2 separate regions of the Mus musculus genome follow, and region 2 is linked to region 1. Evidence: chromatin loops called from intact Hi-C (ENCODE). Cell type or tissue: heart. All regions are shown on one strand. Links, peaks and the distances in the headings refer to the core of each region. The heading gives the core; the rest is flanking DNA.

Region 1 (8,413 bases), core at 55-8,054:
AGAACAGCTCTCTCCTCTCCACCCCCTGGGCTCCAGAGAAATCAAGAGCCCTCTCCCAAGTACTGATATTTCTGTGCATTTGAATTTTCCACATTGACTGCTGGAGAAACAAACATGACACACACAAAAATGAATATGAAGATTGATATTTTCATTGACTTTAGCTTAAGGTTTTGGATAATGAGGGAGTCTGTTGTTTCCTTTTGCATTTTGAAGTTTTCCCATCGCAAGCAGTGGGGCAGAGTGTGCTCTACTTCACTGGGCAGAAACAACCCTGAGCTAAGGCTCACAGGGTGGTTTTCCACCTCAACCTAAGGTGGTGGCTTTCCAGACTCCAGCAGGACTTAAATGTCCTCTCTCTGCTCTTCCCTTGTCACCGCAAGAACATCTGGAGCCATGATCAACACACCTGTGGCCAGGCAGGTGGTCTGTGTACGGTGTGCCAAGTCTCCTCTGAACAGCTGGAGGTTTCCTGTGACGCTTCATCTTTATGTTACAGTTAAAAGAAATGCTAGGGTTAAAACAAATGTGAAAGGTGGGTAGGTGCCAAGCCTAGCAGTCTAAGTTTGATCCCCACAAGGTAGGAAGAAAGAGCCAACCAACAGATGGAAGAAGAGAACCTACCTCCGGAGTTACCTCACGTGCACATTGTAACCCGTGCCCCTCCCCCACACAATAAATAAGTAAACATGTAATTTTAAAACTGAGTGTTAGGTCAGAGCAACAGGGTCAGAAAGAGCAGACCGGGGAATATTTAAATTAGAAGATCTGCACCTGGGTATGAGCTATGCAAGCTAACTAGATAGCAGGAAGGAAGAAAAAAAAGTGTGGTCTTGGCAGGTTTCAGCCTGACAATTCTAACCAAATCCTTCTCTGGGGAGTGTGCACAAGGCACCAGTACTCTTTCACCTAGTAAAGTTAACTTTATGGGTGGCTGCACCTAACTGTTGTCAGGCATCTGGGTGAAACAGACTGAACTGTGTGTAAACGTCTAGGACAGGTGCCCATTCTAGGGAGGCCACCGTCCCCAGAGCTTCCTAAGGAAGCTTTGCATGGAGTTAAGGATGTGGTGGAAAGAAGGGAAGGCAAAGAGAGACAGAAGACTGAGACTTGTGAGTGTGTGCAGATGCTAGGGGCAGCCTTTGCTACCGTTCCTTGAGCCTCTGTCTCCTGCTAAAAAGCCATCTTCCCCACTTTTTCACTCTCCCCGTGCCTCAGTGTGGATTCTTCTCCCTTGAGGAAGGTGTAGAGGTTAGCATCAGCCAGATGCCAAGAAGCCTCAGCTCCTTGTCCACAGCTCCTCAGCTCCAGGACAGATTCCTGTTGTCATTCTACAGTGAAGAAATGGAGGGTGCCATGCACCACAGCCCCAGAACTCCAAGATTCCAATGCCAGAGCCTAAGGCAAATTGAGTCTTTAATTCCCATAATTTCTTTCTCATTCTTGTGGCAAAACTTACCAGAATTTTTATCTCCCCTATATCTGGGGAATGTGAACTGTGGTGTGAGAAAGGGTTTGTCCCCACAACCCCCACACTGCTGCCCCCAAGGTCACTGCTGAAACCTGCAACGCCTAGAGTCTTTCTCACACACACATTGGACCCAGGAAACAAACTGTTATGGGAGACATGAACAAATGTTTGGGGTTAGAAAACAGAACTTAAAACCTCTGGGATGGGATCTGGTATGGGTGGCCATAATCCAGGACGTTAAGACCATGCTAGTGTGTGAGCCTCACTGTGGGAAGCCACACAGGCTGCTTGTATGCCCAGAAGCAAAGAGGTCCCATCTGTGAGCTCTTTATCGGTCAACAAAACACAGGAACAGGCTTTGAAGTGGACAGAAATGTCATAGCAACGATGAATGTTAAAGGGAGGGCCTCTTACTGTCTCCTGAGAAGGGAGCTTAAAAAAAAAAGAAAGAAAGAAAGCCACATGGCTCGTCTGCCCAAAGCACTGAATCTGGGGAAGAGTGTTGTCAGTACTGTGGCATTGACATGCAGTACCTTCAGCTGAATAAATTAGCATCAGATAATCAATGAGGATTAAGGGATGCACATCGGGTCATGACAGGAACCATGAGCCAGAGGCAGCATGGTGAAACCATGCACCAGACCAGAAGTGAAATAAAAGTTTAAACTGTTTGTTTATTTGATTGTTTGTGTACATGTGGGGCATGAAACTGTAGAGGTCATAGGACAACTCACAACAGTCCTTTCCCTCCTCCTACCATGTGGGTCCCCCAAGAATCAAACCCCAGTCATCAGGCTCGGCATCAAGTGCCTTACCCACTGAGCAGGCTCATCATTCACAACAATTTTAATAATGAGCAGACATTCTCCCCCTCGGTGTGTGTGTGTGTGTGTGTGTGTGTGTGTGTGTGTGTGTGTGTGTGAGAGAGAGAGAAAGAGAGAGAGAGAGAGAGAGAGAGAGAGAGAGAAAGAGAGACAGAGAGAGACAAAGAGACAGAGAGACAGACAGAGACAGAGACAGAGTTGTTCCTGAGAGGGAATAGGGCTCTTTGATAGTAGTTAAGAATAGAACTCAAGGGCTGGAGAGTGATTAAGAGCACTGACTGCTCTTCCAGAGGTCCTCAATTCCCAGCAACCACATGGTGGCTCACAACCATCTGTAATGTGATCCAATGCCCTCTTCTGGTGTGACTGAGGACAGCTACAGTGCACTCACATACATAAAATAAATAAGTAAATCTTTGGGGGAAAAAAGAATAGAATTCAAGAGGCAGCTTTCTATTTTGTTACAGAGTAAATCTCATAATACCCCGTCCTACTCGGAGACCATTTGAGGTGAGGCACCAGGGGTCAGTAGGAGTCAGGCTCTGATTGCCTGAATAAGTTATTACAAGTCCCTGGGATCTGACTGCTAGAAAGTTTCCTTTTTATTTTTGGTCCTTTTATTTGGGGACTTTTTGTCTCTATACATCACTCTCTGGAAACTCCCTTTGTGACAGTTTTGCTGAGACTTGACAACATCTGGCCACTCTCTGACTTCTATTGTTCCTCACTCTCTAGTCTGCTTACTTAAACTGTTCTATGACGCCAGGTGGTCTGGGACCCTTGTGCTGACAGCAGAAAGAAAGTAGAGGCACAACACCCCCAGAATATATGTAAGGGCATAATACCCAGTGACAGGATGGATGAATATACGGGGAGTCATAGCCACGGGATAGCATCATAAACAGATGTTTGAAATCGTGATTTCGGTGACTATTTGATGACACTGGTTAATAACTTATAAAATGTTTCATAAGCTTATAAACATTGATAAGCTCACTGGTTTTAACCTATAAAATAGGACTGATTACATACACTTCTCTGGCCAAACAGGCCTCAGGAGAACACCATACAAATCCCTAAGCCAACTGCTAAGTAAGCCTCCTGTGAATAGTACTATCCCCTAGTGGAGGCTCACCATGGGGCCTAGTGAGGACAGTTGCCTCTGCTCTTTGCCAGAGGCTGGTGGCTGAAGTCCAGCACTAAATGAAAGTGCAATGAGTCAACTCAAACTCTGTGAACCCTGTGCTGATGGCTTCCTGCTATGAAACACCAGGACGAGGTTGCCCAGGGACAGAGCTCTACGTAGAGTCCCAGGGGAGGAAGTCTGCTCTCACTTCTTTCTTGCTTAGTTTCCCAGGAATCACTTCTAACTCTCAGGAAATGAGTGTTTTCTGCATGTCTCAGAATTTCCAAGCATTTTTTTAAAATGGAAGTTCTATTGTTTATATTCATATCTCACATATTCATTTCAAGTATAAAACTCAGTGCCATCACCTCCCACAATTCTTATTATTATGATCTATTTTTGTGGTATTTTGTTTTCTGAGACAGAGTCTATGTAGCTTAGCGTGGTTGTCCTGGAATTATGAAGGCCAAGCTGTCAAACTCACAGAGATCTGTCTCGAAGGCTAGGTTTAAAGGTCATGTGTAGACCATGACTGCTTTCTTTCTTTCCCTTTTCTTTCTTTCTTTCTCTCTCTCTCTCTCTCTCTCTCTCTCTCTCTCTCTTTCTCTCTCTCTTTATTTCAAGACAGGGTTTCTCTGTGTAACAGCTCTGGCTCTCCTGGACTTACTTGGTAGACCAGGCTGGCTTCGAACTCACAGAAATCTGTCTACCTCTGCCTCCCGAGTGCTAGGATTAAATATGTGTACCACCACACCTGGTTTTGCTCTAATGATCTTTAAACGCTATCGTGCCCAGGCACTACCAATGCCCTGCCCACCAATGCACAGACAACTATTAGTAGGCTTTCTGCCTCCATGGATTTGCATATTCAGGACATTAATATGCAAATGTGGATCAATTATATTACTCATAGTCTCTCTCATGGGCTTTCTCACGATTAGCATAATCTTTCAAGTTCCTCCACATTATGGAATGTTATTATTTTGTTGGTTTTTATTACCAAGTAATATTCCATTTTATGAGTATGTTTTGATTGCCCACTCCCCATTGATAGACCTTAGATGTCTTTAGAGCTTTAGCATGTTGTCTGTAACATTAGCTGTGCTTGTCAGGAGCTTCTATGGGCCATGTATTTGACCTAATTCTTATCCCTAGCAACAACCCAGGGAGACAAGTCTCTTTCTCCCATATTAACAACGAAAGACATGAGATGTGGGAGTGAAGTTGCCATCCAAGGCCATACAGACAAGTGACAGAGCTGAAGTTCCCAGTGCACCCCATTTCACCTTAAACCTTCCTACCTGCTATTCCTCTTTCCTTCCAATTGGCAATGAGGCTGGAACAAGGGAAAATCATTCATCCAATGGCCATTCGCTCTACATGCTGACTGGTTTTACATTGGCTTGACACAGTCTAACCAACTGAAGGGAGGGAATCTCAAATTCTTCCATAAGATCCAGGTAAAGGGCATTTTCTTCGTTAGTGATTGATGGAAGAGAGCCTCCTTGCCTATTGTGGGTGGTGCCACCCCTGGGCTGGTGGTCCTTGGTTCTATAAGAAAGGAGGCTGAGCAAGCCGTGAAGAGCAAGCCAGTAAGTAACATCCCTCCATGGCCTCTGCATCAGCTTCTGCCTCCAGATTCCTGCCCCATTTGAGTTCCTGTCCTTCAATGATGGGCTATTATGTAGAAATGTGAGCCAAATAGATCCTTTTCTCTTCAACTTGCTTTTGGTCACAGTGTTTCATCATAGCAACGGTAACTAACCCTAAGGAAGATGCTCTATAATCTTTAACTAACAGTCTGTACACAGCAAGCCAAAGTTTTGTTGCCCAAGTCAAGCAGTCTGATGTTGGTCACCAAGGAAGGTGTGACCAAGTGTTACGACTCCCTGCTGCTGGAAAGCCCAAGGAAGAATTTTCTTTTAGTTTGAACACAGTGGGTTACCAAGCAGAGAAAATTGACTGCCTACACAGAGAAATCAGCAAACAAAGGCAGAGACCAGGGCCCTTGGTCCACAGAATGGGCTGTGCTTCCCTAAGGATGGAAGGGGAGGAGGCAAGATTGAGGGGTCATATTGCAAGGAGCCTTGAAGGACAGGCTGAAGCCTGTAGGTCACAATCCTTTTGGGGTCACATATCAGATATCCTGCATACCAGATATCTACATTATAATCCACAACAGTAGTGAAATTATATTTATGAAGTAGCAAAAGAATAATTGTAAGGTAGGGGGTCACCACAACATGAGGAACTATATTAAGGAGTCACAGCATATAGGAAGGTTGAAAGCCACTCCTCTAGATGCTTCTGAGAAGAGTAACAAGGCCAAAACCATGCCTTTGAACTCTGGTATCCATCTTCAGATCCAGGTACCTAGACTCCTTTGGACAATTCTTTCAGCACCCCACCGGAAGAAAGAAAAGCCATGTGTCTGTTCATCCCGACCTACATCCCCAGCACCCAAGACAGCGCCTGATGCCTTGTAAAGGTACAGCAAACCGTTGCTGAGTGGCTAGATGGAGAGATAAATAAATCTATCAGCTGACCCTCTCTTCCCGTTACCTTTTTACAGCTTCCCTTTTTTGCTGGGTAGAATAAATTAAAAAATTAAAAAAAAAAAAAAAAAAACAGGAATGTTCTGGACTTTCCAATCTTGCCCACCTCCATCTCCCGACTTGCTCTTCTCACATCTGGTCCTGGGTTAATAAAGAAGTGGTACTCACACACACACACCTATCTTTCTTCTCGAGGTCACCCTCGGGGTCAGGAGTGAAACTATCTCTTGCAAGTGAGAGATCTATGACTCGGTAGTTATGGGGCTTTCCCAGGAGCTGCTGATGGAACGGAGACTTATATTCGGACCATCTGGATACAACTAGTGCCATGAGTCAGGCAAACAGGGTATTGACTGAGGTTGAAGGGTATAGAAAGGGGAGGGACTCAGAGTTCACATCCAAGGACCCAGAAGCTTGACCCACCCCTGTGCCCCCATTCTGTGTCAGGCTGCCATGCTACAATGTACAGCCAGATCCCTCCACCTCCACCTTGCACCCAGTCCCCACGAGGACACTTGTGCACTTGTACAAGCACATGCTCATACAAACACAAAGAGGTAGAAGCAGTAGTTGCCTTAAACATAGAGGCTTTATTATTGTATAAAAGTATTCCCTAGAGAAATTATATTTGTTTAATGTGTATGGATGTTTTGTCTGCATATATGTCTGTGCACAAGCATGCAGTATCCATGGAGGGACTGCAGTTACAGTTTGTGAGCCACTATGTGGGTGCTAAAAATCAAACCAGGTCCTCTGGAAGAGCAGCCAGTGCTCTTAAGAGTTAAGCCATCTCTCCAACCCCAAGCTAATTATATATAAAAGCTGCCCTAAGTCAATGAATAGCCCTTTTCCTGAAGAGGAGACATTGCTCACAGGCAAGATACAAAGTGTTGTCCAAAATCTTTCTGGCTAGCCAGTCAGTTGGATCCCAAGTCCTTTGGGGTAGCATGACTCTGTGACATATCTCCCTGTCCCTTGCAATGAGCTCTGCTGTGGCCCTGTGCAGGGAGTAACTAAAAACTCATCTAAATCTTTGCTTTGGGTTGGTGTGAAGGCTGCTTGGCCACTGAAATTTCCACTCATCTTGGAAATCAAAAGTCCTAGGTGACATTTGAGTGCCTTGTTTTTTGTTTCTGTTTTTTTGGTTTTTGTTGGTTTGTTTCTTGTGGTGGCAGTGGTTTAAGAAAAACTATGACTGCCGATTACAGTTCTCCTGGGGAGGCAGTCTTTGTAGATACTGGATCATCAAAGTCGAGTAATGAACAGAAAAGGCATCATCGAGGCTAGAGAGTGGACTAGGCATCCACAGACGATTTTGTCTTCTCAGCACGGCACTCACGGTACACCAGGAAGGGATGGACCAATGTCAGGAAAATGGCAAGCCCCATCGATACCTGGGGAAACAGGAAAGAGGGGCCACTCCAGCAACTCTGAGTTACTCCCATCACCAACAGAAGGACCAAAGTCCTACTTGGTCTATGGCCTATTTTCTACCTAGACATTAAGGTGACCTGAAGGACTTTAGGTTTATTTTCATGGCTTCTTTCTTTCTTTCTTTCTTTCTTTCTTTCTTTCTTTCTTTCTTTCTTAAGACAGGCTCAGGCTGACCTTGAAAGTCTAATCCATCTCCCAAGTACAGGAATTATAGGATGTACCACCATGCATGACTTAGTCAGTGCTCACGATTGAACTCAGGGTCCTGTGCATGCTAAGCAAGCCCTCTACCAATAAGCCACATGCCAGCCTCTATTAAACCCATTTCAAGGGTGAGGAAGCAATGGCCTAGAGGGCACTAGTGAGCTTTCCCAGGTCCCGTGTGAAGCTGGAGAGGCATCAGTTAGACTACATCTAGATGTTGAGTTAGGGCTCCTGATGCCCTAAGCATAGTCTTGTTTCTTCTAGTGACAGACTTATATACTTACTCTATGCTTTGAGCTTTAAAAGAATTACTACATTTATTTGTGTGTGTGTGTGTGTGTGTGTGTGTGTGTGTGTATGTACATCTGTGTTTGTGTATCTGTGTGTATGTATCTATGTGTGTATGTGTGTGTGTGTGTGTGTGTGTGTGTGTGTGTGTGTGTGTTCAAGTGTCATGGAGCACATGCGGAGGTCAGAGGACAACTTGTAACAGTTAAGTCTTTCCTTCCACCATGGGTCCTAGGACCCTAGCAAGCGCCCTTACCCACTGAGCCATCTCTCCACCCTGACGATCTCTTTTTAATGAGGCAGGCAGGTTCATCAGTAATCAGAACACTGACTCCCGCGTGCAGAGACCTCGGACAAATGTCGTATATGCCACAGTCTCAGGTAGAAGTCAGGGTTAGCCTACAGGTAGAAAACTCTTTGGCTTTGAAATTCTGAGAGGATTTTGCATCCTATTCTGGAGTAACACATATTTGTCCATACTCACAAACTCTTCTCTCCAGGCTTTCTGAGA
Region 2 (8,413 bases), core at 1-8,000, 90 kb after region 1:
TTTAAGGGGTGGATCCTAAGTTCTACCTCCTAAATCACACTGTACATGGGTTGGGGTCTGAGAGTAAATAGTCTACAACTGAGCTATAGCTCACCAGCTCACCACCAAGGGTTCCCTGATAAGCTGGTTAATTAAAATACAGAGTCCACTCCCCATGGACATACCTATACCTGTACTTCTGAGCCACAACCCCAAGGTTCTCCCAGTCAGTGATGGCTCCTGGGATGTCTCCCACGATGACTTCTCCAGCCCAGGGACTATCCCCACAGTGTAAGAGGGACAGTGATACAGTGCATCAGGGACTTTAGCTTCTTCCCTCCTTTTCTATGTCTGGGGTGTGGAGTTGACACTGGGTAACTCTGCCAGGAGGACAACTAGTCCCCAAAGAGTACCTCTCTTAGAGGAAAATGGATGGGATGGGATGGGATTCTAAATGAGTCCCTGCTGTCATGACAACCGTGAATTATGGATGGTTGACTCTGCCTCTATTAGCTGCTGTACCCTCAACAGCATCATAACATCTAACCTTCCTTCAGGTAGCTGAAGAATTGTCTTCCCTTCTATACTAAGGAAACAGGGTCTCAGTGGGACTAAACAGCTTGTCTGGAAGCTAGGTAAAGGAAAAGCTGGGGTTTGTGTTGGTGCTTTTATCTCCTGAGCCCGTGGGCTTCATCCCTGGATCAAAACTTTATCTGCAGCAACTGTACCCAGCACTCCACCCCCTGAACCTTGTGTGAATGCTCTTCATTGGTCCTCAGAACAGACCCAAGAGCTAGAAACACTCGTTTTCACTTTACAGAGGAGAAAGCATGCTTAGAAATAACTTGTCTCGGCCAAATTAACAAGCATGGCTAACTCACATGATGTCGGCCCACGTTAAAATCCAAGCATCTTAATACATGCCGATCCATTTCATCACCACATTTTGCACGGAAAGAATCTGAAGCACCAGAAGATAGAATGGCTTTTCCCAGGCATTTCAGTCAGTTCATGACAGACCCATGATCTGACTCTCAAACTGCAAGCATGGTCTTCAGGCAAACTCATCAGCCTCTCCAGGGAAGGCAGACTCCTCAGGCTTCCCCCACACCTGCCAGATAGCAAGCACTGGGAAGTTCCCAGCATCTGACAGGGACTGGGATACACTCTAAAGCTAAGAATCAGGCAGGTGAGGTGGTATCCCTGTGCGATGGTTAGTATTGACTGCCATCTTGACAGCATCTAGGTTCACCTAGGAGGGCTGACAAGATGGCTCATCAGAAAAGTAATCACCCAGCATGGTGGCCTGAGTTCTATCCTGGAAACCTATATAATGGAAGGAGAGGACCCACTCCTACAAATTCTGTACACACACGCCCTCATGCACACGCGCGTGTACACACACACACACACACACACACACACACACACACACACACACGCTGGGATAACGTTAAATAAGTAAGACCCAGTGATATAACCCGGTATTGTGTTACTGAGTGTTAATTCAAGCTACTCAAGAGGTTGAAGCACAGGAATGTCAAGTTCACGGATCACCTAGGTTAAGCAGCAAGTTCAAAGCCAGCCTGGACATTTCTGTGAGATTGTCGCAAAATATAAATGTAAAACGGTGCTGGAGCTACAGTTCAGCGGTAGAGTTCTTGCCTGGCATTGTTGTACTGGGTTCGGTCCCTTGTGGCCCTGGGGAACGTGACCCACTGACCTCAATTGTGTAGCTTTTTCCATAGGAAATAGGTTAGAAGATGCGTACATTTCAAGTTCAGGGCTCAGACTCAGTTGATAAGATGCAGTCTAGCATGTTTGAAACCCTTGGTTTGATCCCCAGAACCACATTAAACTGTTTTGGTAGCCTGAAATCTCAGAAATCAAGACGGGGAGGCAGGAGATCCTCTTGGTTACACAGCTGGGATACGATGCATGAGCCCTTTCCCACTTTTCCACCAAGCCATTACGCCTTCCTTGCCCCTCCCCTAGGTCCTCGAGTGGAGTTCCCGACCGTGTCTCAAGCCACTCTCTTCTCTTTCCATCCCCCACCCAGGATGACTTGTTCGCGGACCTGGCCAACCTGAGCCACCTCTTCCTCCACGGGAACCGCCTGCGGCTGCTCACGGAGCACGTGTTCCGCGGCTTGGGCAGCCTGGACCGGCTGTTGCTGCACGGGAACCGGCTGCAGGGCGTGCACCGCGCGGCTTTCCACGGCCTCAGCCGCCTCACCATCCTCTACCTGTTCAACAACAGCCTGGCCTCGCTGCCGGGAGAGGCGCTGGCCGACCTGCCGGCGCTCGAGTTCCTGCGGCTCAACGCCAACCCCTGGGCGTGCGACTGCCGCGCTCGGCCGCTCTGGGCTTGGTTCCAGCGCGCGCGGGTGTCCAGCTCCGACGTGACCTGCGCCACCCCGCCCGAGCGCCAGGGCCGGGACCTGCGCGCGCTGCGCGACTCCGATTTCCAAGCGTGCCCGCCGCCCACGCCCACGCGGCCGGGCAGCCGCGCCCGCGGCAACAGCTCTTCCAACCACCTGTACGGCGTGGCCGAGGCTGGCGCTCCCCCCGCAGACCCGTCCACGCTCTACCGAGATCTGCCCGCCGAGGACTCGCGGGGGCGCCAGGGCGGGGACGCGCCCACCGAGGACGACTACTGGGGGGGCTACGGCGGCGAGGATCAGCGGGGCGAGCAGACGTGTCCCGGGGCCGCGTGCCAGGCGCCCGCAGACTCGCGTGGCCCCGCGCTCTCGGCCGGGCTGCGCACCCCTCTGCTCTGCCTCTTGCCCCTGGCGCTCCATCACCTCTGACTGCGGTGCTTAGACGGAAGAGGCCACGCCTTGGCCCCGCTCCCCTTCTCTGCCCCAAGGAGCCTCAGCTCCATCTTCGCCTCTTGTTTGCGACCCGGCCTGGTACCTTTCCTAGGCCTCCTCGCTCTTTTTCTTCCCCTGGACCAGGCTGCCTCATTTGCCTTCTGGGCTGTTGTGACTTAAGTATGGCAGCCCTTAAGACGGTGTGTAAGGTGGTTTGGCTCCGTTCGCCCTGATTCTAGCCATTAACTCTTCCTCCCCCATCCCAAGGCTGGGACTTGGCACCCCGGGCAGCCGTTGCTCCTCTCTCCAAGGGCCCCACAGTGGACTCGAAGGGGCTTTTGTCTGCAGAGCACCTTCCACCAGCAGAGCCTTTGAAAGCTCCCGCTGGGAGCCTCTCCTCCTTCCCTTGATCAGAGGGATGTCTCAGCAAGGCCCAGGCGGCCCCTGGACCCTGCTTGTCCTGATCCCTTCAGCCTCCTGCCTCCTGACACGGGAGGAATACTTTTCTCCTAAGTCTACCCAGGACACTTTTTAGGGTGCCTGGACAGAGTTTCCTCTCCACCATGGCCCCTGTGTGGTGAAGATCAAAAGAAATTGTTTGGGGGAAAATTTATTAAAAAATTCTATTATTTTATCTCCTGTAAGATTTTTTTTTGTTGTTTTTTGTTTTGTTTTGTTTTTTGTTTTTCCTCAAGACCTCAAAGGCAGCGGGGCAGTGGTGGCATGCATCCTTAATCCCAGCGCTCAGGAGGCAGAGGCAGGCAGATCTCTGCGAGGCCAGCCTGGTCTACAAAGAGAGTGCCAGGACACCCAAGGCTGTTACACAGAGAAAACCTGTCTCGAAAAAGAGACTTCAAAAGCAGAAGTAGTACTTAGACCTGAAAGAGAAGCCACCAGTATTTCCTGCCACACCAACGTCCCCTGTCCTGGGCCTCAAGGTCATTCTGATCCCCCCAAACCTTCTGTTTCTTGAGTTAGCTGGGTGTTGGATATGTGTATTGGTGGCACCAATTTGCCCAAGAGAAGCAGCTACCACCAGCCCTGAAGTGTTTGGTGGCTGAGCAAGGAGTGGAGGTGCCTGGCTAAAAGGTCTCCAAGAAAGAAATGCAGCTCCCACTGTCCCCACCAGGAGGCGTTGTAACTTAGATATCCAAGGTCACAAACAGCCTAAATATGGCTGTGGGCATCTCTGGAAAAGGCAGGTCTTCCTCAGGAGAGCACAATGACACCACAGAAGACTGAAAGAGCAGAAACTAAAAGTAGATTTCAGCTCGTGTTTGCCTTCTTTGTTGAATGCCCCCCCATATGAAGTATTCAACAGCCATCTGGTCTTTCTCTCTTTGCTCCAGTGAGATAGAAGCCTTCATAGGTGGATCGAGCCAAGGAAGCAGTTCTCTGAGCAGATTACAAGAGGCTAAGAGGTTAAGGTAATCAAGAGACCAAGATTTCAAGTTGGGTTGCCTTACACTGCAATGTGACTGGGAGCTCCCTCTCCTGGGCAAGTAAAGAGGCTGGGGGCAGGGCTCAAGGCTTAGCCTTGAGACTCATCAGATGGAAAAGATCTAGGATCCAGAGTTAAGGATGTAAGCTGAGAGGTGGGAATGGCAGAACAGGAGAGACCCGGGTGCTAGGGTTTCAGGACTGAGCTACTTCTATAAGGCTGACCAGTGATGTGCATGGATGATTGGAAGAGGTGGTAGACACAGGGAGGATTGGTCTCCAAAGCCTGTAGCAGAGGGACTTTAGATGAGAATGTGAAATGGATGAGAGACCAATGAGAACAGAGGTCAGAACTGGAGAGCTCTAGGCTCAGGGTCTTATAAGGGCCTGTGTTAGGCTGGCTTTGAGAAAGCTCATGAGGGAGACTGGGAGATGAAGGGGGTGGAGGTAAGGTAAAGGGAGATGTGAGCTAGGAAAGAGCTGTGTTGGAGGAGGGGCTGCTGGGCCAGGGCAGGGGAGGGGAGTCTGCTGGTAAATCAGAGGCAGGCTGTCCAGGTCACAGAATTATCGTTGTGAAATATTCATGGACCTTCGGTCCAGATGCTATTTCAGAACAAGGAGAGCAGGAGGAGTGTGTGAGGGCCTCAGGAAGCAGCCTAGAGCAATACTGCTCCCCACTCCCCGCCCCACAGCCACTGCTAGCCCAGACCGACCAAGGGACGCCCATCACGTGCACACTCACACTCTCTAGCTCTCCCTCACACTCAAGCACGCGTGCTTGTGCGCGCGCGTGCACGCACACACACACACACACACAAAATGGAGCTTTTCGGCAAGTGTAAGCACACCAGCCACCCACGGGTCCCACAAACAGGCAGATGCACCTCAGATATGTGGACCTAGACCCACACCCTCTCTCTCATCCAGATCCCCACCCTCAGCAATCTCACAAGCTCAGATCCCCAGCTTCTCCAAACAATCCAGATTGACAGCTGTGAGCCATATACCCCAAAATAGAAGAGATGGGCAAGACTGTGTATCCCAACCCCCACCAATGTCCTGATAAGGAAACTGAGGCCAGAGGGTCCAGGAATGAATGCATCCATTCCTGACTCCTGAAAGAAACAAAATCCATTCACCTCCCACATTCTGTGAGTGTGTCCCCATTCTGCATGCTTCATTTTTTTCCCCCAGACACCCAGTGTGGTTGGCTTTAGCTCCTCCCTTCTCTAATCTCCTCCATCTAGTCAGTTCCCAAGCCCCCCTCCTGGCTCCTGTCCATCTTCTCCTTCCTAGCCCCTACCACCTCCCTGCTGAAGCTCATTACCTCATGCTTAGAATATAAATGAAAAGGGAAGTCAGCTCTACTCAGCTTTTTCTACACTCCCACCCTCCAACCCAGCCTGCCCACAGTTACCAGACCTCATCTGGCCAGACTGTACACTGTGTCACTATGTCACTCTGGAACCTATCGTGGCTCCCCCACAGCCTTCAGACTCAAGGTAAAACACCTCATCCGGGGATCAGAGGAGTTTCTCTGTCAGGAAGAAGCTGCTATTCAAACCTCCTTGCCTTGATGGCCAACAGCCAGCCTCAACAGCCAGCCTTCTCTAAAGCTTGAATGTTTGTGGCCACCTGGCTTGGTATGCTAGAAACCCAGAAATCTACTTTCAGTGCTCCCTAAAGTTCTTTCATCTCCCCCAAACTAGGAAACTCCTCCCTGCTCCTCCTCAGATAACAGACTACAGAGCTCTTCCTCAAAGCCGAGGCTGCACCTTCCTGCCCATAGGCAGGGCTCTTTTCATTGCCCTTCAAACTACAGAGATGAAGTAGCCCAGAGGATGGCTGCCCCCTACTGGCCGTCACGGGAAGCACAGACAGGCTTTGTCACCACAAACTGCCGAGTGAGCATGCAGTCTCCTGGGGAGAGGAGTAGAAGGACGCCAGATGACAAGCTTCATAAGCCCTTAAGCTTCTCAGGTTCTTTCACTCAGACTGGGGGTGAGGGTGTTTTCAGCCCGGTTTTCTGAGCAGCTGGCTCCCCACTTTAGATCTCTAATCTGTTAGAGAGCTCTTTTATAAAACATGAAAAAAAAATGGGGCTTCCAGGACCCTTTAGAAGGGAAAGTTGGCCAACAACTTTTGAAAGGCCACAAAAGCAGAGCCAGACCAGGTGGCAGGCCCAAGGTCCAGCTGGGGTCAGGTTTCTCTATGAATTTTTAATGCTTCCAGCCAAACCTGTCAGATGTCCTGAAACCTGAGCATCCATCTCCTTCCTTCTGTACCAGACGCCCTTGTCTATCCCACTGTTCCTGGGGAGTGGGCCAGAGAGGGAACTCTGGGATCGCTATGCTCAAGGAAAGTGGTTTGGGGTAGTAGAGGGTTCTCCTACTTCCTAGCTATGTGACCTTGGCAAATTACTTCTCCCGATATCCCTTTTTGTTGGTATTGTTGGTTTGGACATCTGGGTGGGGGAGATCTCTGATATAACTGAGTTGTAGTTGGGGAGCAAGCATCCAGCAGGTCGCAGGAAAGGGGAAATAGCCTGTATTTGTCGGCACCATCTTCCCACAAGCCCTGTCTCTTCTCATCTTCTTTTCTTCCACCCCTAGAAGTGGCTTTGCCTCTTTGTTTTGAAGGTAGGGCTCCAACTGCTTTTGTTGTCTCCAGTCACCTCCAAAAAGCCTGAGCCTCAAATTTCTCCCAGGAGCTACAGATGAGAAGAGAGGAGAATGTGGATCAGAAAGTCAACAGTAGAGAGCTGATGAGTGGGGAAGTAGAGATGGGGCAAAAGAGGGGAGAACCCTGAGGTGGGGCAGGAGAGAAAGGGGGCCATCTTAGAGAAGAGCCAGGGGCAGACTCACCCTTTTATCTCGGATTCTTCCCCTCCCCCTTCCCTGTTGCCTCCGCTTTCTTTTTTTCCACCTGGCATCTTCTCCAGGCCAGATATCATCACACCAGAGACAGCCATAGTGTGCGGGGGGGGGGGGGGGGGGGGGCTGTAGAAGGAACTGGGTCCCTATTTTTTTCAGTCCATTTAGCCTTTGCACTGTGTTTCAAAGGTAAGGGCCGTTTTATCTGATTAGGAGGGAAGCTGGTTCCTGAGCCCCCTCGACCGACCAACCGACCGCTGCTGAATCAGATAGCTGGGGGTGCGGGAATCTGCTTTTTTTTCAAGCGGGGAGCTACTGTAAGTGCACTTAAGACTGAGAATCTTGTGAGTGGGGAGGGGAGGAAAGAGGGGAGCAGGCAGCAATGCAAAAGAAAGTTAGAGGTCCTCCCCAAACATACACACATGGAGGAAGCTGTGAGTGAGAATTCTGTGTAGACAGTGGGTACAAATAAAAGATGGAGGATGATAGAGACAGACGTGCTTGCCTGTAAACCCAGTACTAGGGTGGGTGGGGCAAGAGCATAGCAATGAGTTCGAGGCCAGCCTGGGCTATATAGGGAGTTCCAGGCTAACCTGAGCTAGAAATTGAGATCCTGTTTAAACAAAAACACAAGACAGATACTATGAGGAGTGAAAAAAGAGGGATCCAGGTCATATAGGGGTGGGAGGTGGCCAAGATGAGTCTGGGAAGTAGCCGGGGGCAAGACTTTAACACATGCAGGTATGACCACCCATGGCCACCTGAGATTCTGCACTGCTGGACCCAAAATTCAGAGAAGGACAATCACAGACAAACCCTCGCTAGTTTTCTGAGAAGGACCAGAGAGCAAGCGTTTCATTCCTCAAGACCAGTATGCCTCTATAGGGTGAATCCCAGGAATCTATAGGTTCGTGTGTGTCACCTCCTTAACCAGGGCCCTCTGCACCCGCGGGGATTCAGCTGTGTCCAGCATCCTTCTGACCTGTTCTCTCCGGCAGCCCCCAGTCCCAGCTCATCTGCATAAAGTTCCAATTAACACGTTTCCCCAGAGCTGTTTGCGATCCCTGAACTCGCTCCCAACCCAGAGAGCGCTTCCTGCCGCCCCCTCGTCCCTCGGATCGCAGCCCCATTAACCCCTGAGCCCCAGGCGGTTCCCCGTGGCCTCTAGCCAGTCCCTCCGAAGGAGCAAGCGAGCCCGGGACGCATCCCTGGGCGGTGGACCTCTCAAAGGGCGGGGCAGAGGCTGGGGCTCCTTGGGAAACCACAGGCGCTTGCCCGCCCCTCTTTCTGGGAAGAGATGAGGAGGGGG

The links. Hi-C counts contacts between places; a loop is a spot of excess contacts. Peaks named below come from ENCODE experiments on the same cell type or tissue, not always from the same donor. Only the 100,000 strongest peaks of a DNase experiment are listed, where the experiment ranks them.
Region 2: it touches region 1 in a loop (2.2-fold over the local background); 5 of 42 quality-filtered maps call a loop at or near these places.

The regions. Positions count from the first base shown.
Region 1 is chr2:84,956,643-84,965,055 of GRCm38, reverse strand. Slc43a3 (solute carrier family 43, member 3) reads right to left here. Exons shown (of 13, transcript NM_021398.3): 13 at 6,547-7,370. The coding sequence ends at 7,272. Among named protein-coding and RNA genes, the nearest start is that of Prg2, 20 kb to the left of the region's middle. In heart, for the core only: CTCF peaks have their summits at 3,434 and 7,771; a DNase peak (open chromatin) is centred at 3,505.
Region 2 is chr2:84,866,321-84,874,733 of GRCm38, reverse strand. Rtn4rl2 (reticulon 4 receptor-like 2) reads left to right here. Exons shown (of 3, transcript NM_199223.1): 3 at 2,039-2,788. The coding sequence ends at 2,788. Among named protein-coding and RNA genes, the nearest start is that of Rtn4rl2, 16 kb to the left of the region's middle. In heart, for the core only: CTCF peaks have their summits at 2,330, 3,934 (motif pointing right) and 6,082 (motif pointing left); DNase peaks (open chromatin) are centred at 2,333 and 6,103; H3K4me3 peaks cover 1,222 bases; H3K27ac peaks cover 977 bases; H3K27me3 peaks cover 8,000 bases.